Regions from separate parts of the Mus musculus genome. Here region 2 is linked to region 1. Evidence: chromatin loops called from intact Hi-C (ENCODE). Cell type or tissue: left cerebral cortex. All regions are shown on one strand. Links, peaks and the distances in the headings refer to the core of each region. The heading gives the core; the rest is flanking DNA.

The links. A loop is a pair of places that touch in the nucleus more often than their neighbours do. Peaks named below come from ENCODE experiments on the same cell type or tissue, not always from the same donor. Only the 100,000 strongest peaks of a DNase experiment are listed, where the experiment ranks them.
Region 2: a loop joins it to region 1, with 4 times the contacts of the local background. A loop is called at or near these places in 17 of 42 quality-filtered maps.

Annotation. Positions count from the first base shown.
Region 1 is chr1:69,134,205-69,146,542 of GRCm38, forward strand. No RefSeq gene overlaps it. Among named protein-coding and RNA genes, the nearest start is that of Erbb4, 32 kb to the left of the region's middle. In left cerebral cortex, for the core only: a CTCF peak has its summit at 4,890 (motif pointing left); a DNase peak (open chromatin) is centred at 4,854.
Region 2 is chr1:68,113,667-68,126,004 of GRCm38, forward strand. The region is part of intron 20 of Erbb4 (erb-b2 receptor tyrosine kinase 4); the gene reads right to left. Among named protein-coding and RNA genes, the nearest start is that of Gm39658, 750 kb to the left of the region's middle. In left cerebral cortex, for the core only: no CTCF peak of the experiment used is centred there; a DNase peak (open chromatin) is centred at 6,886.

The DNA.
Region 1 (12,338 bases), core at 1,810-9,809:
ATACCATTTCTTTATGACTACAAAAACAGTGCCAAAATGTAAGAAAATTTTACCTTTTTCAAAAATGGGTTAATGCTCTGTATCCTACCCTTCTCCTGAACGTAGTGGTCTAAATATTACTATGGAAGTCTTTAGGCTACCATCTCTCCCTTTTTAAACAACTGTACAAGAGGTTTTTTTTTGTTGTTGTTGTTGTTGTTGTTTTAATACAAACGCTTAATCCAACACAGAATGGAATGTAAATGTTGTCTGAGTGCCCTAACCTGGTGTGTTGCATAAAATGACATGGTAGTGGAACAACTCTTTCTTTCATGAAGAAATTATTATTAAAGAGAATCTGTGACAAGTGCAGCCTCCATTTTCAATAATCAAAATCATGTGGTTTTGTTCGCAAGTAAAATAGAAGAACAATATAACATACAACTGCATTATGTTTCTTTAAGCCAAGAGATAATTTGGGGAGTCCTACCTAACTTCTTTCTTGTCTTTATGTGCATTTGATGGATGACTTCCTGTGCTTTCACATCCTCCCAACAACAGCCCAGTGCAAAATGAGGTATGAATTTTGCAGTACCAAGGAGACTGAGAATGAGCGCCATCAGTATTTGTAAAACATGTTCCATGTCAAGGCTGGTTTTCTTCCCATATCATCCATGACATTAAATGCATTAATTAGTATTCCAGGACACAGGAAGCATTATAGTCAACACAGAGCTTATTAACGGTCAGCATGTATTTTTAGAGTATATTTATACAAGTCAGGCATAGTCTACTTTAATGAGGAATCCATCAAAATCACAAATCTGGTTTCGCTTTCCTACCAAGAATAAAAACACAACCTAGCCAACTCATTTGCATTGTAATCTAATTTGAAATTACTTATCAGTGCAATAACACATTCAATAGAGCTTTTGTCTTATTGATGAAAAGGGAATCCACTTGGTTAGGGAGTACATAACATTTTTTAATTAAATTTGTGTTATTATTGTCCTTACACTCAAAGGGCCAGGTGATGGCAATGTTCCATGGAAAATAATATTGCTATAAAAACAGCAATAGCCACGAAAATCTAATAACATAGCTTTGAGACATGCTGACACAATAATAAATATGTAATCATTATTTAGGTACTTTGCAGAAAAAGTAATCAATAAGAATATTTATAAAAATAAACTATATTGGTATAGAAATCAGGGATACAGAGAGATGATAAATACATATAACTCATATATATATATATATATACATATATAATAGATTACAAGTTGTGCTATTATATGTTCATAAGTAGGATTATCAGGAGAATACTTGAAGAGATTTTTTTTAATAGCACCAGGATAAGGAGAGATTCTAGGCAGAAAAGGGTGGTGTTATAGAAGCACATTTGTATATATATATCATAGCAGGGAGATGATATAAATACAGGGCAGTCAGCATGATATTTTCAATGGATTTCCCAGACACTGAGGGAGACCAAGGCCATTTCTTCAAGGGACTTAATGAGCATAGGAAAAAATCATCAAACCGACAGTTGCAGCAATGAGGTTTTAATGCCAGTAACTGGCAAAATGAAGATGTAAAAACATTTCCCCCAAAGTATAGCTGACTGACAATTCCAGTAGGAAACTTACAGAATAAAACCGTGCTGCTCATTCTTGAGATTACACGGAAATTACAATCACTCATTCATATCCATTGCTCATGACAGTCACCTGGAACACAGGGGCACTGCCCGTAAACTGTGATTACATTATTTTTAATTTTTTAATTTTATTTAATGCACATGTAAGTTTTGCTTATATGTGTATGCGTGCACCTTATATATATGCTGGGTGCCCTCAGAGGTCAGAAGAGGACTTTAGAACCCCTGAAACTGGAGTCATGCACAGTTGTGAGTTGCCAAGTGGATGCTGGAAACTGAATGTGAGTCCTCTATGACAGCAACAAGCTTTCTCAACCACTGCGTCATCTTTCTAGCCTCCTGAGCTACGTTTCTGAGCATGTCTCTATTTAATTGATCTTAGGGGTCAACAACGCTAAACATGTGCACTAAAATTGTTTTTGAAATGTGTATAAGTATGGTGTGATTTCTATGCATTCCTAAAAGTTTACCTCATTACGCAATGCAACCATGTTTAATGCTGAAATAATGGTTTGAACACTGAAAAGGAATAAAGACGGCTGAATCATAATTCTAAGGAGCCTGCCAAAGGTGCTTGTTAGACATTAAAGGAGAAATAATTCTAGGACAAGGACTACAAAGAAAAACGAATATTGCAGAGAGAATGAGCAAAAATGTAAGGAATGAAATGCCCAAGATAAAACAGCAATGCTAGTTATGAACTTTCCAAAACTCCAACCAACACAAATGTGCAGAGCTCAAAAGATAAGTTAAAAACTGTGAACCATACAAGATAAGACCTGGGGGGACAGTGTTAACCACTAGAAGGAAGAAAGGTTTAATTAATATTAATAGGCTGTTCTAGTATACTTTACACCAAGTAGCTAAACTTCTCAGCTGTCCAATTCTGAATAAAGGGTAGAAATAATTTCCTTTATACATGATTAAAGAAACACAATTAAGAGTTTAATGTAAGATGAAGTCTAAGAAATTTGTCTGTCCCATTTCCGTGTTGAGCAAATGTACTATAGTTAACATTTTCTCCTGTGTGACTTTGCCCAGCCAGTGTTCCTACAAATGAAGAAACAGATACACTGACATACTTTATATACTGCTAAAACACAACCAAGTGCCAGCCATACACTGTCCCAAAGACCCTCCAAGTGAATTCTAAATCTACATAAAGCCATCAAACACCTATGGCTGTTTCCTACTGGTTGGCTAAAATGAGGGAAACATTTGCAGTTTTCAGGTGTCACACATCTAGAAGATCACATGCGTGATTGACAGCTCCGGAGAAAAAAACCACAAAGCATCTAGTGTTTGAATCAGGCAGTTTCAGTCCCCCAGCTCTCAATGGCAAAGCACTTACCACAGTGTTGGATGTGAAGGAGGCATGCAGTGGGTGTCTATTAAAGAAATCAATGTTCATATCACAAAAAGTTACAGAAGTAGTCAAGTTGGTAATAATGTTGAAAGTATAAATGGTGTCCTATGCATATAGAGTTTATTTTCCTGAGGGAGGCAACTCACCAAACTCTTGTTGAAGTTATATGGAAATAAATATTGACCTTTCCTATTTTCTGATGTATCTGGATTTTGAAAGCATCCAAAAGCTCTGTTTCATTCCACACAGCCTGGGGACAGGTAAGTTTTTTTTTTTTTATGCCAATTACTGACATATTCTTGTTTTACACCTCTATGACTGAAAACCATATTTTTACATTAAGTTTTTCCCCATGAAACTATTCTTCCTCTAGAAGAAGCCCCTTAGGGAATGGGGTGGAAGACCAAATCTCAGCGATATTTTTCTCTCCTGGTTTTAAATACCATGGAAAATTAAGCAATCTTGCTTTGTCATTAAGAATATATTATAACTCGAGAGAAAAAAATAGATATCTGGGTGCCTCTTTGTAGCCAAGGAATGTTGGAAGATTTTTCTGGGCATGCATTGTTTCTGTTTAATGGCAAACAAACCACAAAGGTTCCCAATATGTATGTCTAGCTGTGGGCTTACCTGTACAAGCAGAAAACTTACTGGAAGTCTCCCTCATGGAAGTCCCAGACACCTGGACCCATCCTAACCACAGAGGCTTTCTTCCAGCCTCTCTGCGCCTTCTTTAGAAAAAGAAAAGCTTGCATTTTTATCCATGGAAAGAAATCAAAGGAATTTAGCACCTTTGGCTAGTACAGAGTTTGGCATTCACCAAGAAAACAATCTAGAAGCACTCAGCTTAAATTCAATACTTTTACTTTTACTTCAACAGATGTTATTTGCCAGATAACCTCCATGGTCTCTACAAGTCTACTGAATTTTTATGATAAAACAAGTCTAACAGTAGCAATATGGTTGAGCAGAGCTTTCTTCAACAAATATTTAGTTATTCTAAAACATACAAATAAACAACTAAGATGTCATATGCTGCTATGAGGGGGTTTGGCTCAGGAGCACCAGGGGATGGGATTTTTCTCTTCTGGTCACGTGAAACGCATTGGGTGCTTCACCCATTGCAAGCAATCAGCTAAAAGACAAACATATGTAGAACACACAAAAGAAATAAAGTAAAAATCCACATAGAATTATTCTACATGATGTTTCTGCTAAGATGAAAGTATAATTACTAAGGCTAATTAAAACAACTGCAAAAGGAGCCACAAATTACAGTCATTAATAATTGTTCATACAACAGAATTTGAAGCCACTTCTTGTTCGTATGTTATTGAGGGACTCTCCCTCAATTTTCTATAGTAATAATTCTAAATTAATGAAACTTAAATTCCCCTGTGTAATGAAAGTGCTTGTAATATTATTCTTATTTGATATAGGAATAATAAGTATTACAGTCACAATTATTAAGTCCCTTTTCCAAGTTCACTTACTACTGCAGACAGAACAGTGAACAGAGTACATGCAAATATTTCCCATTACAAAACAAAGTCTTCAAAGGGCTTTAGGAAAAGAAATAGCAAGACACACTTTTTAACTTGAGTTTTAAAGTATAACAAAGTCAAAATCAACATTTTTGAGGGTATTCTCGTAAATTCCTGAAGCTTTTTTGAAAAATTAAAAGCAATTAAAAATTAATAGCAAAGCCAGACTTTGAAAAGTTATGCTTTCTTTTATATTGAAGAAGTAGTTTTTCACCCTTATTCCCAATTTCACAAAGGTTGTCTTTCTTTCCCTGCCCCCACACCCAAGGGTGAAAGCCTAGCTTGACAAGACCAACTCCTTTGAACAAAGGGCAGCACTGCCCTCTAGTGGTTATCTAGTATATCAAACCAACTGCTGGTTTAAAAAAAAGTTGGGAAAGGATTTTATAGCAGTTATGAAATATTGGTGCGTGTTTACCTTTTCACATAGAGATGCTTCATAGACTGGATTTTGACAAGTCATAATTTTTAAGCCAAAGAAATTCAAAGTGTTAATCAAATTGTTTCCACGTTCTAGCAGACAGTGGTCATTTTCTGTATCAGCTACATTCCCAAAGTCCATTCTTTTGTGATTATTATCTAAATACAGTATCAGCTACCCAATACCATACCACCCATAGATCACATGCTGTTATTTCCTGATGTTCCTAGAGCACCGCCCCTTTCCATAGCAGCTTTGGGCAGTTTGCAGTTCCATTCTGTGATTATTAATTTAATATCAGTTTCAACTCCTAGAGGTTTAAGGGGGAAATACCATGTATCTCTTACTGGTAGCACCGCTGTTGCCATGACAGGTGCACTGGATATATCTGATGAATTAATAAAGCGCCATAAATAAGTTATTGAGGATATGGAATTGAGATATATTTCAATCGCTTCGAGCTAAGCCCAACATGGTAAGTTACTTCTGAGCCAACACTAAAACTCAGTCTTCTACCCTAGAGAGCTTCACCTCTTACACTCTGCGTTATTCTCCCGGCTTTCTTACCCCCCCCCCCCATCTTCAACACAACACTGTCACCATCTCCTTCCCTTTAGTCCTCTAAGTCTTACTTTTGATGGCATCTCTAGTTATAGGGGCTTGTTTTCATTTTTTATGATATGGGTCCCTAGAGCAGATGTCCACAATTCCTCCCTGTGACTAGGATTTTGTAATGATTTCACAATGTCTCACCATAAATTCATCTTGGATGTAAGGCATTGAAGATGGCAAATTTTCAGAGGCCCTTCACTAAATAAATATGGATATATATTGACTCATTATGGTAAGTCACTGTAACAGAGACTTTGTTTTTGAGAGTTTCATATAGATTCTGTATATTATACACTCCTACTTCTTCCCTCCATACATATCCTCCCCCATACACCTGACAAATCTCCCCAAGTCTCTCTGCTCTCTCTGTCTGTCTGTCTGTCTGTTTGTCTGTGTCTCTCTCTCTTTCCTCTATCTCTCTCATACACACACAACACACACACACACAACACACACACAACACACACACATACACAAAGCTCAATGTGTCCCTATTTGTCCCCCATATGCCTTCTGTCTCTCTTCTTCCTCTCCCTTTCATTAGTAATCTTTTTACTTTAATAACAAATATCCAGTTATTCTCTTATGCCCCCCTCCTCGTTAATTTTAAACCTCTTTTATCCTTCTCATGATTCCTAGTGTACTTTTACACACACACACACGCACGCACGCACGCACGCACGCACGCACGCACGCGCACGCACGTCCACGTGTGATTCTTAAGAGTTATTTTTCTTCTAGCCACTAAATTTGGTAAGTTTTAAGGGTGACTTGCCTTGTTGTTTTTAATGAGTGACTTTGCAGAACACAGTCATTTTCAGCACTGTACTCTTGTATAGTAGACATGCAGAACATAGCTTCTCCAAAGATGCCCCATGCACTAAACCTAGAACATGCAGACCTATTATCTTGTGCGATGAAAGAACCTTGGGTTTGTAGATATTTAGTGCTATGAGTCAACTGATCTTATTGGAGTGAATTCAACAAAATTGCTGGGTACTTGACTGTGGTATGGTAATGTGAATAAAATGGCTCTTCTAGGCTCATAGGGGGTGGCAATATTCGATGGAGCCTTGTTGGATTAGATGTGGCCTTTTTGAATGAAGTGAGGCTTTGTGGGAGAAATTGTGTCACTAAGGGTGAGCTTTGAGCTCAAGCAAGGTCTATGGCTCACAGTCCTTCCTGCTGCCCGTGGATACAGATGTAAAAGTTTCAGCTACCTCTCCAGCAGCATGTCTGCCTGCATGCTGCCATGCTTTCCGCTGTGGACAATAATGAATTAAGCCTCTAAAATTGTAAGCAAGCCCCAATAAGATAGATAGATAGATAGATAGATAGATAGATAGATAGATAGATAGATACATAGATACATAGATAGATACATAGATACATAGATACATAGATACATAGATACATAGATACATAGATACATAGATACATAGATACATAGATACATAGATACATAGATACATAGATATAGATAGATGTAGATTAGATATGTAGAGATAGAGATAGTTGCCCTTGTCATGGTATATTTTCACACACACACACACACACACACACACACACACACACACACACAAGCTTTAAGAAAAACATTGATGGCATAAGGTTACAAGGCAAGATCTTGATCTGCCATTGATGGTTTAAAAGAAGGAAAAAGGGCCTTGCAAGCTAAGAATCATGGAGACTCTACAAGCTAGAGAAGGACTGAAATCCCACATAAGCTGGATCTTAACCTGCAGGAACTGTGCCAGATTCCTGTAGAGATGAAGTCTGCATTGATTAAATCACATTTGTGATAGTTTGTTAAAGCAGCAATAGAATGCTATCACAGAGTCCTCAATTTGTTTCTCTTGTTACTACTCTTGGTAAGATATTGAGTAGTAAACATTCATGGCTGGAAATAATTAAAAGTGGTTTTGCTGTCATGGTAGGGAAAAGACATTTTGAATTGTTTTTATATACTTTTATGGGATAGAGAATTGTCAACAGATAAATTTGGTTACCATTAACTTAATACCTGCTCTTGCTTAGAGTAACCAGATCAACTCAACTGAAATATTCATACACAAAGGCTCATAGGCACATATGCATACACATAGTTTCCTAGGCACATAGACCATAGAAGGTAATGTGCACCAGGCAGAGTTCTAGTAATAGCATCTCTTCCAGTAAGATTCTTCATACCTACACCTATCTCACCAAAAGCCTTCTTCAGACATGAATTCCTGTGTTAAATTCTACCCACATCTTCCTCTGATGCTATGTTCCTCTCCCTCATTTTCCTTTTCCTCCTACTTCTGATGATACAGTCAAGGAGTTAATGGGAGGCTATATTGCCCTAAGATAATTGCAACTTGATACTTGAGAGTGTGATTTTTTTTTTAACTCTTGGCTTTAACTTGTGTGACCTCCTGGAGATGTCCAATAGTGAGCAGGTGGTGTTGAGTTCTTCTAGTCACACCTGTTCATTCTTAATTAATTACTTGTAAGACTAGACAATTAATTAACTGCAAGACTAGGTTTTACATATCTAACAAATTCACTATTTCACACTACCACATTAGTAAAATTTGTGTGTGTGTGTGTGTGTGTGTGTGTGTGTGTGTGTATGTGTGTGTGTAATTGGAGTATTACTGTGGTAACTTAGAAGTTAGGTCATTGATACATATAAAAGTTACAATATCTTAATTGTGGTAAATTACAGAGTAAAAGATTCATCAAGCAGATAATATGTTGTTGACAAAATCTATGACAGACACTTCTGTTTTGAGTAGATATTGGGCTTATTAAATTTTGATAATACAGAAATAGAAACAAAGAAGAATAACAAGAAAGCAAATCTTTGTTCTGAGTTAAGAAACTAAAGCATGTGAGTGGTGGAAATGGCATCAATGTCTTTAGAAGGTGTATCGCTTCTGTAGTTTGAGGTAGTAAGATATTACTGAGCAAAGACCAGAGAAGAAACCACTATAGAACAAATTCCTCTTTGCAAGAGCCTTAATCAGTACAGCACCTTGTGATCAATGAAGAAATCAAAGTAACTTAATCCAGATTCAAATCCGTTTAGTTCTTGGTTGTGCTGTCTGAAGATGTTTCAGCTTTATCTGGGTAAACCCACCCATACTTCACCTTCTCCATAAAGACATTGGGGGCCTGGCCACAGTGTCCAATCACTGCAGCACACAGGCTGAACTAGAGCTTCACCTTCTCAGAACCAGTCTCAGAGCTGAGTCTTCTTGGCCTGGCAAGGTCCCTGTATCCTGAATCCATCTTTAGGGTCTGGAGAGATATTTTGATTTTACAAGTTCAAGCAAGGGCTTGAGAGTATAATTGGCCAAGTCACATGGAAAGAGGGTCTGAAGAAAGAAATGTCCTTCTCCAACAACAGTAACAAAGCGGCTTTTTAACAAAGAAAAGAATCCTATTGTGCTGTGGGACTTTGGTTCTTAGAACTTATTTTTTAACCTGAAAAATTCTGATGTATGCATTTATTTCTTTCTCAGATATAATTGAGATAAAGTAATATTCTCTGAAAACTTGGAAATAGTTTCCATGTTAAGAGAAAATTTATACCTTTTTCTCAAAAGCATATTTTGCTTATTTGAGATGGATTTCTTGAACAAAACACGCAGTGTCAGCACAGATGAGAATTTCGGTTCATTATCTTCAAAGAGAGGCTCCTGTAGGTAATAACTTTCTTCACATCTCAATGAGCCAAATCACAGGCTGTCTATTTTGCCTTCTCTGGTAGGAGTTTCTCATATTATTATTATTTTTTTCTTTTCCAGAAAGTGCTGGGTAGTCAGAAGGGGAGATATCTACTTGGAGGGATTTGTTAGCCATGTAAAAATTTTGAGTGGGTACTCACTGTTGATGGCTTGCAAAGTGGTTCATGGGTGCATTTGAAACAAGGTGGCTGGAGTTGTTTTACAAAATTTGTAAGTCATCTGCAAGCCTCGGCATGCTATATTGTTTTTTCCGTGGAAAAAGACACAAGGCCACCAAGAGATCTAAAGCGTCCACAACTTTTCCTGTCCACTCCTTATGTAATCATTCAGATGATCGATTTTTAACACTAGAAACTTGTTACTGTACAGGTAAACATTAGTGCAGATTTTAGACAGTACCACGTTATTGTGAGGACCTCGAATTGATACAGGTAGCATGTGTGTGGTCAAGAGTTCATACTTCAGTGCCTAAGTGCGAGTGTTCCTTCTGTCCCAGCTCTACTGTCAGCCAGGTATCTGACTATGAGAGAAAAGCAGTGACAGGACCGCCTAATGGGGACATGGTGAAGACTAGACAAGCTGATGTAGTACACCTGTGCCAGCAGTGAGGCAGCGACATGGTATTGTAGAATTGAGGGGGGCTCATCCCTAGTTCTCCTTTCTCAGCATCATTAGTTGTTCCTTGTCTGGAGTGGAGCCCCATTAGACTTCCCTCTTAGAACTACTGACTATGGGGAGTTCAGCCGCGATGGATACACCCATCACCTAATTCTTGTACTTAAGGCTCAGGGAACACTGTGAAAGTGAGGGCAGAATGAATGTAGAAGCTGGAGGGACAGAGAGGTCTGCTGTAAGGTTGTGTCCTAAAACCAACAGGTAAACTACACTTATGATACCATGAAAAAAAAATGACTGCTTAATCAAAGCTCTACATATTCCTTAACTCAGTAACATTGATGAGTGAAATTGATCATTACAAGTATATAACATATAAGTGTACAATAAAATCACCTTGTTTCTTGTTTTCTCTGAAATAGAGCATATTCATTTGACCAGTAATTAGCCAAATTTTGTCATCTTTACTGCTTCTATCACATAGGACGTCTTAGTATGGGAAATGCTTTGTACATAACAGCATGACTATAGAGATTAATTGTCATACTATGATATGACACAATATTATATATTAGGAAAAGAATATAGACACTCTGAGAGAGTGTTCTTTTTTTATCTGTGGTATTTCATTGCTTCTCCAAATAGATGTTTTGCAGTTTAGATTATTCACTGAATTGTTGTGCTTGGTGCTTTGAAGGATGAACATAAAATAATTGACGCTATTCATCTTGCCACTTATTTATGACTCTGGCTTTATAAATAAGTATTCTGTCACCCAAGCATGCAAAACTCAACTAATATAATCTTGCAGTAAAAAAGAAAAAGTTTTTAGAATTATATGCCATTGTGAAAAGAACACCTCATTTAGCCTTACTTACAAAATATATTGACTGTGAAAAATTAGAAGTAAGAGAAACAAGATTTAATACGGAATAGCGTTTTCTGCTCCTGTACATGTAAAACCCAAGTTAAGAGTTAATCAGCAGACCTGCTTTTTTTCTCTCACTCTCTCTCCCCTCAATTCTCCAGTTTCTCATCAGCCTAATTGCACTGCAATCATTGATCTAGTTTACACAGTTAATTTGGGAGTAGAGGTTGGCACTCCATTCTGCAAGGAGGAGCAGAGCAGATGCCAGCACGGGTTCATGAGATGAGCTCTAATGGTAATTGGACTCACATTGTTCTGTGAATGTATAGATACTGGATTATTGTAGAAAACCGGAGCTACTTTGTTATTTATAAGTTTCTCACTCCTGAAAGTCTCTAAACAGAAGATGTCTTAACACATTCATTTTTAGGAAATAAACTAAGAGACTACCAGTGGGTTGAGTTTGATTTTAAGTTTCCTTTGAACTTTGTTTATGTTTTTAGTTTTTAGATTTGTGCTTGATCCTCATTTGGCTTAATAATCTTCCTTAAAATATTCAGAAAGGCAAATGCAGCCTTTCTTCTTTTATCTATGGCTCTTAGCTCCAAATCCTCTTATGTGAGGATACAACACATGGAGATAACCACAGAAAAAAGGAAAGTATAAAAAGACCGGGGGCTGGGCAAGACTTTCGAGGTGGATAGCGGGATACAGGTGATATGGAGTAGGGATTTGGATAGTGGGAGGAGAGGGAGCTTGAACAGGTAGAGAGAGTGAAGCCAGTACAGAAGAAGAAGAAGGAGAAGGAGAAGGAGAAGGAGAAGGAGAAGGAGAAGGAGAAGGAGAAGGAGAAGGAGAAGGAGAGGGAGAGGGAGAGGGAGAGGGAGAGGGAGAGGGAGAGGAAGAGGAAGAGGAAGAGGAAGAGGAAGAGGAAGAGGAAGAGGAAGAGGAAGAAGAAGAAGAAGAAGAAGAAGAAGAAGAAGAAGAAGAAGAAGAAGAAGAAGAAGAAGAAGAAGAAAGGAGAAGGAGAAGGAGAAGGAGAAGGAGAAGGAGAAGGAGAAGGAGAAGGAGAAGGAGAAGGAGAAGGAGAAGGAGAAGGAGAAGGAGAAGGAGAAGGAGAGGAAGAGGAAGAGGAAGAGGAAGAGGAAGAGGAAGAGGAAGAGGAAGAGGAAGAGGAAGAGGAAGAGGAAGAGGAAGAGGAAGAGGAAGAGGAAGAGGAAGAGGAAGAGGAAGAGGAAGAGGAAGAGGAAGAGGAAGAGGAAGAGGAAGAGGAAGAGGAAGAGGAAGAGGAAGAGGAAGAGGAAGAGGAAGAGGAAGAGGAAGAGGAAGAGGAAGAAGAAGAAGAAGAAGAAGAAGAAGAAGAAGAAGAAGAAGAAAGAAGAAGAAGAAGAAGAAAAGAAGGGACAAGGAGATAGAACAGCAAGGATATTTGATTCATATTATTTTATATTTACCAAAAATTATATATGGTATATAAGTATATGTGTATAAATATGTAAACACACATATATCATTTTTATTATTTAAAACAATTTT
Region 2 (12,338 bases), core at 1,990-9,989, 1.0 Mb before region 1:
CCAGGGACGAAAAGGGGGAGTGGGTGGGTAGGGGATTGGGGGGATGGGTATGGGGGACCTTTGGGATAGCATTGAAAATGTAAATGAGGAAAATACCTAATTTAAAAAAAAAGAATTAACGACATCTCTCAGAAATGAAAAATAAAACTAAATTCAAATTCTGAGTAAAAATTAAAAAAAAAAAGAAATTCTCAAAGAATTAATAAGAAATACTTCTGGAAAATGGGGGAGAATTACCCATGCTTATATTATTTTATGGCAGTAGTTCTCAACCTGTGAGTTGCAACCCCTATGGCAAATCTCTGTCTCAAAAACCTATTTGCATTACAATTCAGAACAGTAGCAAAATTACAGTTATGAAGTAGCAACAAAAATAATTTTATGGCTAGAGTCAGCACAACATGAGGAGCTGGATTAAAGGGCCATAGCGTTAGGAAGGTTGAGAAATTCAGCAATTAGTGAAAGAAGTACTCGGTGGTTTAAGGATTCCATGGGAATAACTTCTCATCCTCACGCTGTGAAGCTCTGGCTTGTTCCATCCCGAGACCTGAAAAATCAGGATACCTGTGCATATGGCTGTCTGGGTAACTGATAACTTTCCTTCCTCAGCAAAAGCAACATTCAAAAACCAGAAAACAGCACCAAACCTTTAAAATCCACAGCTATGGTTTTAGTTTTAAGATCTCTGGCTTGAATCCCAGAAGGGGTTATCCATAGACAAATGATAATGGTGCTTATTCATTTGGTTTAGCTAATTTAATGCTACTCTCTACATTCCACACAGCTTCTTAAAGATTTTTCACATATTTCACCCCCTGGGTTCTTAGGGCAGCCTCTGAAGGTGCTAGATCAGCATTGATTTGCAGAAGTGGACCTAATATAGCAGTGTACAGATGGCAAAATTGGGTCTGATTATGTTCTCTTTGGGAGCTGAAATGTGCTAATGGGTCAGACAGTAGTTCCTAAAATCATTGGACACAAGAAGCAGCTGGGAACAATTTAAAATGCAGATTATATGACCCCTTTTCCAAATTCTCACTCTCTGGATTTGAGGGAGCATTAGCATTTTAAAAAAAGTATCTTTCTCTACTAGTGGTAACTTCCAGTCTTGATTGAAGCAAGGACTCTCAGTCTCTCAGTGGCAGTTAATCTTTACTGTTAATTATCCATGAGGGTGTTTCCACGGATGGACATGAGAGAAGAGGTTTTGCTCTGAATGTTGGGTGCACATTTCCATGGATTGGGATCCAGGACTGATGGAAAGGGGAGGCGATAGAACACTAGCATAGCTCCCTTTTCTCTGCATCTGATTCTGCCCAGATGTGAGTCACTCCTGTCAGCTCTGCCATGATAGACTGTATCCTCAAACTGAGACTTAAGTCAAACCCTTCTTGCCTTAAAGTGTTACTTGACAAGTATTTTATCAGAGCAAGAGAATGTGACTAATCTCTTCCAGTGACTTAACTTTTTATTGTCTTTAATATAGTATAAGCTAGGCAAATCCAGTTACTTTGGTCTTTTTTTTGTTGTTGTTGTTGTTCACTAGACATGCTTACCAATCAAGATAGCAGGACTCACATAATAGGACTTATCAAAAGTGTAAAAATCAAAAATTGAATGCAATTCTGGCTGGCGTTCTGCCATATTAAATCAATCTGGACAATGGGGGGGGGTATAATCTGTATAAGACCTTGTGTCAGTAGAATAACATTATAACAAATACGACTCACACTCTTCAATTTCAAACATCACAGCAGCCCCTTATTAAAAGTTAAAAAACAAAAACAACAACAAAAAAAACCTATACAAATACCAATACTGTTTCAGAGAACTTTCTAGAAGTATGAAGTATGAGACAGATATTTTGCCAATTTGTCCTGGGGGATCAACAGTGTCTTTCAACTGTAAAGGACCAGATTCAAACCACAGTCTGCTCTTTGTTATCTGTGCACTGTTGGTTATTCAAAGATGCTGTTGAAAACATGTATCACTAACCCCAGTGATGCATGTTCTCAGCTACAAAACAGACAATAACAGTAAGTGCTTCTTCAGTTTATAGTTATCATTCCTCACATTGGACATCTCAGCCTAATATGATGAGCTCACAGGGATGGCAATGACTTCCAACGGGTCATGGTTCATTGTACCTATAAAATTTCATGCCGACTTGGAGACTTTCGTAAGTGATTTGCTGTGGTTATATTAGCAAGCATGATGCAAGCAGAGGCTTGACAAGCACGTACATGCTGGAGCTTTGCTCTCCCTAAAAGCTCGCTGCCATGCTGGGATGGGACTCAATCCTCTCTTCAGTGGGGAGGGGCTATGTAGGAAATTGATGGCTGAGTAGGAAACCTGTCATCATAAATTCACTGCCCAATGTAGGAGCAGCCTTTGACTCCCCACCTAAAGCAGAAGTAATTCTCACCTAAGTTTGAAAACCACTGAAGAATACAAAAAAAAGAAAGAAAGGAAGAAAGAAAGAAAGAAGATGTATGTTGTCTGTTCATCTAAGTTTTCAGCTAGATTATGATGAAACAACCGATAATTAAAATCACTGCATTCTCAACAATTATATATTCCCACAAAAGTGCCTTCTGTGGTAGGAGTTTTGCAGTTGTTATGAAATAAGAGGAGAGATAACAACTAGAGGAGAATGGCCTTTGAAAACACTTGGATTAAAATCAGATGTGCACCAAGATTGTTTATATTTGAAGCATAAGGGATGGCTAGTTTATAAGGCACTGAATATTCTCTTGAGAAAAGAGCTCCAAATGGAGCCATTTGTGTAAGTCACTATGTAATTGGAATCTATGTTGACCAAAGAGCACAAAACTGTACATATAAGCCTTATACGGGTTTCTAGGACTTGCTAGTAGAGGGTGGCCAATGTGCAAGCAGAGCTATTCTGCACTTTCGTTCTTTAACTCCAGGAGTTACCCTTCGGCAGGGGACAATTGTTGGTGATTAGAGCCTCTAAAAGGGAGCAAATCCTCTAGCAGCTTCCAGATTTACCAGTGGGGATCTACCTTGATGAATAAGCTGTATTACTGAAATCACAACTGGACTCTTAATCAGTCCCAAAGCGAAGTTCCGAATAATCAAAGGTCATACTTGCATTGTGCAGGTGTTCAGAAGCATTTTATCTTGCATTTGGCAAAAGCAGGAGAGCAAAGTAGGGAAGTCCTTGTAAAAGTCCAGTTGCAAGGCATTTTATTATGATCCCATGGACATGTTCTCGACTCTGAAAGAGCCTTGACATTTTTAAAAGAGATATCGCTAACCTTTTATAGGAAGCTTCTGTGTCCTCTTAGGTGGCATTGTTGTTCCACACAATAGCTTTCACTTCCTAAGCAACAAGGTTGGGAAGCTTTTCATTGTAAGGTAAAAGGTATCTTCCGACTACAAGGAAGCAACATGTTTTCATCTTTTTGTAGATTTACTTTTTTTTTTAAACCAAGGAACATGCTCAAAGATACAGTGTTATACGAATGAGGTTCAATGCCCCCAAATTTGTATCTAACATCCTTGCTATTCTGTAGTAATTCAAGACTAAAAAGACTAACTTACTTTGAATCTCGGACAGGAAGACAAGCTAATTTCCTTATTACTGGTTCATAGGCATTAAGAGCCAGAGGTGGTATATGAGATGGAGAGAAGCATGGTCTTCCAGACACAACAGACTGAAGACACATAGGAACTTACAGGGATTGTGGCACAGTGCCCAGGATCTGGGCAAACCAGACAAAATTCCAGCATTGGGAAGAGAAAATGGCCTCATAGGTTTACCACTAATCAGAAAGCTATTTGCAATTGGTACTTTCTGTGAAAAGGGAAATCACTTTTCTCCAATGGGGGACACTAGTTGTGTGCTCAGGAGGAGTTGACCACCATAAGATACACTCCATTTGTGTTAGCGCATGTGTGTGTGTATGTATGTGGAGTGAGGGCTTTTTGTTTTGTTTTGTTCTTTTTTTTTTTTTTTTTGTCTTGGGGATTTGTTTTGATTTGATTTTCATTTTCTTTTTAAGAAAAAGTGAAAGAATATGAAGTTGGTGGGTATAAAGTTAGGGAATAACTGTGAATAAATTTCAAATGTATTAGAAATTTTAATGCACTGCTGTTGAAGCACTGTGAGGAGAGAGAGAGAGAGAGAGAGAGAGAGAGAGAGAGAGAGAGAGAGGATTCCTGAGGAAGTAGCAGATTTTGTTTTGTAAGACCCACACTTGCTCCAGGGAAAGTGCAAATCATTCAGGAGAGAGGGAAAATTCCTAGAGCAGAATAGAGAATCCTTAGCAGAAAATGGAAAAACGTGAAGTGGGGAGATGTGGAAGGGAACTCACAATCATACCCATTATCATGTTACTTTATGTTATGTAAGACACCAGAAAGGAGACTGAGATTGTTGAAAGATTGAACCTACATTTCTTGTCGAAGTTGTCAACCCCTTCCTGTCTCTACAATCCACCAATTTAAATATTGTAAACTATTAATAATACTTTAATCAGACCAGACATCACTAAGCATGAGACTTTGCAAAATGACTATGGACTTTGGGCTAACATGGTTCTTCCATTGGTCAGAAAAGCATGCATTTTCTTTAGAGAAGTTGAAAGACCAATCCCAGGCTCCTGTAGCCAAATATAAAGTCCAGCTGCCAAAGAAGGCTCAAGAAAAGAGTACAGATGCATATATGTGTTTATCATTGGCCAATTACAAACATAATCTCTTAGCAGGCTTGCTACTGGAGAAAATGAATTCACCCTCTCCCCATAGTTCTTCCTCTGAATGCGGGACTTGGTAAAATTTCTCCAATCCACATTGGTACATCAACTGGTTTTGTCAATATGCAGGTCTTATTTAGGCAGTAATATTGTTGAGAATTCATGGGTACAGCCTCCCCGCCATATCTAGAAGGCACTACATAGTAAAAAATGTCCTAGACCTTTGGCTCTTACAATCTTACAGTTGCATCTTGTTTGATATTCTCTGAACTTTAGGTATAGAAGTTGTACTCAATGGGTGCTGTGCATTTCAAAGTCTCTTATTTTTGCATTTCGACTAGTTTTGGATCTCTGTAACTGTTTTGATCTGTTCTAAAATAAGAAGCTTCTTTGATGAGGAATAAAAAGCTACAATTATCTGTGTGAGGATAAAAATTATAAAAATAGAAATTATATTGGTTTAGGAAAATTACAGTAGTATGCTCTCCTCTAGGAACTATGACCTTTTTCCTCACAGATAATTGGATATGCTGGCACAAATTCCCTCCAAGTGAGCAGGACTTAAGTTTAGTTCAATAGCTGTTGGATAGTCTCAAGATGAAATTACCATCTTTGGATATATCTTGCCAAGACATTGTTGAGGTTCATAGATTTTATACAGTAGACAGTTTTGGCACATTGCATAGGAAATTCCACAGGCTTCCAGGTAGTTCCAGGTCTCTTAATCCAAGTCCTGTGTCCTGAGCATGTGGTGTCTTCAACAGCAGCTCTTACCTTCAACTTCTGCAAGTCAGGCAATGGCAATGGTAATCGCCTGTGTAGTTTTGTGAAATTTCTAGAAATCCCCCATGAACAAAAACGTGAAGGGAGCTTTCCCATGTTCAGTAGGGTCTCTTTCTCTCTTTGTTTCTCTCTCCTGTTTTTCCTCTCTGTGTTTCTATCTCTCTGCTTCTCTCTCTGCTTCTCTCTCTCTCTGTTTCTCTCTCTCTCTCTGTATGTGTGTGTGTGTAGTAATTAAGATGCCATCAAATTGAGGAGATATATTGGAAACTTAGAGAACTAGAAATTAAGTAAATACAGCATCCATGACTGAAATTCTCAAAGCATTTTTAAATTAAAAAACAAAAGTCTAAGGGAATGAATGAAAATTTACCTAGATGGATCACATTTATTGAAAAGTATGTGTTCAGATGAAAGTAGAGTGTTGGACATATGTAGAAATAGCACCCTTCATCTTCCCATAGAGGCTTTATGGAGGTGTTAAATAAAGCAGAAGCAGATAATGGTAAGGCAAAAACATATTTTTCCAGTAATGAAAAACTAAATACAGACAAATATTAATTAAAAGAAAGAAGAAAAGATGGGGAATAAATTATCTGTGAGCATCCATAAACTCTGGAAGAGAAACCCTAGAGAAGAGAACAACACCATCTGAGTTTGTTCTGCTGAGAGTGGAGAGGATCAAGTGGTGGCCTTTATCAGAGGCCACTAACTAAGGATGGCAGCCTGTGTGGGATATGTGACATAGGGATTTGTCATGTCACATGGTGAAGGAAGCATGACCAAAAGCAGTGTGCTTTGTAAAGTCTTTATGGAAATTTGTAAACAGTATAGAGGAGACTAACTAGCAGGAAGGTCCACATCCTGTAAATAAGGAGGTGGAAGAAATGTCACCCCAGCCTGTATAGGACTCAAATGGAGTCATTTGTCCATGGACTGAACAAACAAGGTGGGGAGAAGAGGGCAGCTATCCCTGACATTGAAGAGTAAGTACTTATGGAAAGAAAAATGTTAAAATGGCTTTCATATTTTCACATTCCGAAGTATATTCTGCAGAATAGCACTCTGACATTTTATTAGAAGGCTCAGAATCTGAGAACCTCTGAGTACTTTGGAATCTGCAGAAAAACAGCACCCACAAACACTGAAAATAACTCAAACCCTGCACATACTTCTACAAAATACATATGTATATTTTCTTCTGCTAAAAACAAAAACCTTAAAGGTGGAGAGTCTTGTGTTTCATGTACAGCATTGTCAATTCGTCTGACAGGGATGAGAAAGCCTGACAGCCCTCTTGAGGGCTGCATGCAGAAGTCCGGAACGGCACAGACCTGATCCCGCATGTAATGAGACCAAATAGAGTGGGAGGAAGGCTCCTCTTGCAAGCCTCTTCAGAGTAAGAGTAGAGCAGCAGCTGCCTGCTTGTCATGCTCCACTCTCCTCTGTGTGGCCTTCTATCCCAGCAACAGCAGGAACAACACGGAAATGCTAACGTGGACTACAATAGGTCAGCCATCTTCAGGGCTGGTGTGTAAATATATGCAATCATTTGCATTTATGAAACATCTATCACAAAATTGCCGTGCCTGATGCTGCCATGCAAAATTCTGGGGGAGGCGTGCCTACATAAGACTCATACAGGCAAGTCTTCATGGTTTAGAGGGGGACCTGAAAAAGCTAAACAAACAATCATGTGCCAGTGAGTACATTCCAAGCCAGCGAATTTGAATCATAATTTCAACAAAGTAAGTTCTTCTACCTTAAAGTTGGAATGGGACGTTATAAGGATGCAAGGATGCAAGGATTTTGGCTCTGTGCACAGGGTTGGTTATGAACTGAATTGTTGTTAAATGAAAGCAGGGATAGACAGAGCCTTGGCATGGGTATGCATTGGAATCTGTTGTATCCAGGTTTCATCCCAGTCATAGATGAATCTTTTCTATGAAAGAGTAACCAGAAGCAGGAGTGAATTGGTGGGTGGGGGAGTATGCTCTTAGAGGCAAAGGGAGGGGGAATGGGAAGGGGGCTTTGAGGAGCAAAGACCAGGGAAGGGAGACCAGGAAGGGGGACAACATTTGAAATGTACATAAATAAAATAATCAATAAAAAAAGGAAAAGAAAAGAAAAAGAAAAGAAAGCACAACCAGGAGTCCCTAGCCTTTTAGTCCTTGAAAGGTGTGAATTTACTTCCCTTCTTTCTTTTTAAGAACAGGAAAAGATTTAGCAGAACAAAGACGTTGCTCACCTCTTCCCAGTGGGAAGCAATGGGCTGAAATTGCATAGGATTGGGCCTGGGAGGGAGACTCAACTGTGAAGTTATATAATTTCACTGTGAGCTACACTGGAGGAAGCTGGGGCATTCTGGTTATAACCATGCTTCAAAACAGGGGGGAGAATGTGGCAATGCTTGCTTTCCTTTAATTTAAAATATAAAACATTTATAATTAATAATTAATACTTTCTTAAGGCTCTTAGTGGTTATTTAGAAACAAAACAACAAAACAAAACAAACCCCACCTCACTTCTTGTGGCTTGCTGACATGTCAAACATTCACACTCAAAAGGGGCTTATCCCACTGACATGAAAATTAAGTTCCTAACTACCATTGCTGTAGTTTAGCTTATCTTAGAATTTCTGAAAATGGCATTATTAGTTGCCCTAAGCACTTGTGGACTATGCGCCTTTCCAGATCTCTAACTCCCCACATATTAGACACTAGGTATAAAAGTGGGAAATTTCATGTTTCCACTTAAACTTTTGAAGCAGATAGTATGCTAATAGAGAAAAGTCCTAACAGTCTGGACTAGTGTAGGAAAGAATGGTGATCCAATGAGTCAACAATAGGTTGGATTTCTACTTTCACTCATGTCTGCTGTTTCTTCTTCTATTTTTGAAGTGCTAGGAATTGAGCTCAGGCCTTATACTTCTTACACAGTATCCTTCCACTGAACCAAGCACTGGAGGCTATCCTTAGCCCTTCCTTCTATTTGTAATTGAGAATTGGTACATTTTACTGAGATGTTCTTAGAAGACTTTTAAATTTTGTGCAGTTTTTGAAGTGTTAGAAATTTCTGGATATAGTTCATTGGAGAAAAATATTAATTTAGTCATTTAATAAATATTTAATATATTCTATTACATAGCAAACACTGTAGCAGGAACTTCCACCAAATGTATTGCAAGTAAGTAAATGAAGTTTCTTCTTTTATAAACTGCAATACCAGATAAAACTAATATATATTTGACATGTCAAGCATATAATATATATGTGTATATACATATATATCTAACCATATATATGAATGATAAAAGATAGTAATTCACATACTGTGTTGGATATTTTGTAAAATGCTTCACAGTATCATATTTAATGAGTAAATGACTCTAGTGTGGATACTACAGTACTTAGCCATATTTTTCAGATGAAGAGCCATTAAGAGGACTTTAATGTTTGTCAATGACTCTCAGTTAATAAGAAGTAGGATTTGACCAGGAATGTGGCTAGTGCCAGAGAAAGCACACAGAAGGCCTAACTGAAAATGATGTTTCATAACGTTTCCTGAATGAAGAGATGCTTGAATTGAGTCTTGATGTGGAGTTAGCAATGAGCTCTGTGTTTTATCAGCAAGGGCATCTGATGAGTAGGTTGATCAATACTCAACAAAGCCACCCACTGAAGAGCAGGCTAGGCAGATGAAGTAAAAGAGATAATCCAATGAGAGGCATCAAGTGACAAAGAGTCACTTCAAACTTTGAAGTTGATAAACTACTTCCGACCAAACATGGATTTTGTTTAACTGTACAAGTACATAGTAATTTTTTTCGCATGTCATAGCCCATATATAGAGGTCAGTAGATAACTCCATTGAGGTGTTTCTCTCTTACCAATGTTATGTGGCTCCAAGGATTGAATTCAGGTCATTAAGCTTGGGAGCGAGTATCTTTTACTCACTGAGCTATCTCACTATCCGTCAAACTTATATTCGAAAAGATCACTCATTTTGGTGAAAATAACTGGAGGAAGATAAGTTGAGAAGAGGAGAGAAAAGCTTGGGAGTTGTCATACCCTAGCAAGGAGATGTTCTACTGTAGAAATAATGCTTGCAAAGCTATTTTGATGATGATAGCAACTGACAGGAGATCAAAATCAATGTAATAATTTTCAACAATAATAGAATAACAATATCAATATGATAAAAATTATCATCAATAATAATAAAAACCAAGAGTTACTATTTTCTACTCTGGGAGATGGTAGATTAAAAGTTTTCTACCCCTAAAAGATATGCATGCCTGAATCCTAGAGACCCATATTGCTCCTATATTCTGGAAACCAATGGGGCCTTTGCAAATGGAATTCAGTAAGAAAATGGAAAAATAAAAAAATTAAACTTGATTATTTTAATGGCCCTTAACTTCAACTTCAATACCTGTGCTTGCATAAGATGGAAAGAAAGGAAAGTTTCATACAAATGTATATAAGGAAAGGACAATGTGAAGACAGAGGAAGAAGACTAATAAGGCCATGAGCCAGAAAGGTTGGCAGCCGTCAGAAGCTGGAAGAGAAGCAAACATGGATTCCCATCCCATGCCACCCACAGCTTCTGGGGGAAGTAAATTCCTGCCAATATTTTGATTTCAAATCAGAGTTTCTCATTTTAGATTGCTGGCTTCCAGAACCATAAGAAATTAAATCTCATTTGTTTCAAGCCATCAGCTTGTGGCAAATCGTTACAGCCCTCTATATAAAATTAACACAAGGATAAATTAATTGTTCACTGAATTTTTCTCGTATAAAGTGCAGACCTTCTGTTATGCAGACATATAATAATACCAAGATAGAGTATGTGTATCTTAACCTCACTACAACTAATCCTTTTCGCATGCTACAAAGATTAAGTCTGCTTTGTTTGGAGGACAACAAATTTTGGTAACTGCCTTGTTTGGAGGACAACAAATCTTTGTGTGACCAACCTGTGAAGGCAGAATATTTATAGCCTAGACTGGGTCTTTGTGTCAGTCTCCTCAGAAGGCTGAAGAACTGAAGCTCAATCCCCTTTTATATTTCAAACTCAAATGAAGCTTAGGGCTTGGCATAGAGAGCCCTGATGGATGTTTGAAATAATTCTGAAACTGAACAACTGGGGGTGGTGCCTGTCAAAGTCAACTGAAGAGAGACATGTCAAGTCTTAGAATGCAGAGGTCAAAAGACCACGAATGCTGGAGAAGGTCCTGGATGCTGGAAGGAACTGTGATTCTCTTGACCTTGTCTTGAAAACACAGACTTTCCATACCTAACCCCTATCAGAAATGGTGATGGGGAGCTGTCTCTTTCATGACTAAAATGAAGTGTCTGTTCTACTCTCTCTCATGCAGTATATCCTTACTGTTCGAAAAGAGAATTTTTATCTAGCTTTTGTGATGTTTCCTCAGGGGGAAAGGAACACAAGGATGAAGCAAGAGAAGACAACTTAGTTAGTACTGAGAGTTGTCAGTGTCTGTGCAATGACAAAATGCCTGAGAGAATCTCTTCGCAAGGACAAATGCTTTACTGTGACTCCTGTTTTGAGGGATTCAGGCCATGCTCAGGTGGTTCCATTGGCTGTTGAGTGTGTTGTGAGGGAGAACATCGTGGCAGTGAGCATGCGGTCAAACAAATTGCTCCCAACATAATGTCCCGGAAACACAAAAGAAGAGGAATGGATCTGGGTTCCAATATCTCCTTATAGGCACACACTCAATGGCCTAACTCTCTCCTCCTGGGTTCCACCAAAGATCCCCCCTAACAGGACCAGTCTTGTGATTCAGTGCCCATCACAAGGGAAGTTTGGGGATATTTAATACTTAAACAGTAGCACTGGTGTCTTATACGTTACAAATAAAAGTAATAAGGATAAATACTAAAATTCCAGTACCCATATTCTATGCATTTTCAAAACCTATTACCTTTCACATTATACAGATGAGAAAATTGAGCTTTCAAAAATTTAATTAATTTTATACTAATCACATTATCACTATGTAATGTAGTCAGAATCCCTTATTAAAGATATCTGATTCCAAATGTTGAGCTTTAAATCATGAATTTAGATGGTAAGGTTAAATGAGTGGGGTGATTCAGAATATGTGGCATACAGATACATTGGGAAGCTCTATTTAGCAAGGAAGAAACAAAAGCCTAAGACTGGAAAAAGGTATATGTTTAGTTTTTATCTTTGCCTTGATTTTGAAGTACCAGTCTTGTGATCAAATGCTCAACACAAGTAAAGTTTGGGAATATTTAATACTTAAACAAGTATATATATGTGTGTGTGTGTGTGTGTGTGTGTGTGTGTGTGTGTGTGTGTGTGTGTGTTTGTGTGTGTATTTATATGTTAATAAATTAAAGTTGTTGTTTTGGTTTAGACAACATTCCAAGGAAGACGGATAAAGACTAAATAAATGATGAAAACTATGTAACTGAAAGAGAGAAATAGGCAAAAAGACAAGAGGCCAAAGCAACAAGTTCTCCAGGGGAGACATTTAAGGAAAAGAAAACACCACAGAAATAGAGAAGAGAGAAATGCTAAGTTAGGTCAGGGTCCGCTGATTAAATTTTGAAGGAATATATTTATTTCATGAAGACATTTCTACAGACAGATGCGTTTGATGAGACAAATATTGAATTTAATTTGCAAAAAAATCTGCATAAACAGTAAATTGCAGCTAAACCTATATGCAAATGTGCTTACCCAGTATTATAGACTGCAGAAGTTGAATTGCTGCTTCTAGAACTAACACTTTTTACTAATTTCATACACATAATACTAATTTCCAACATTTCTATATAATTT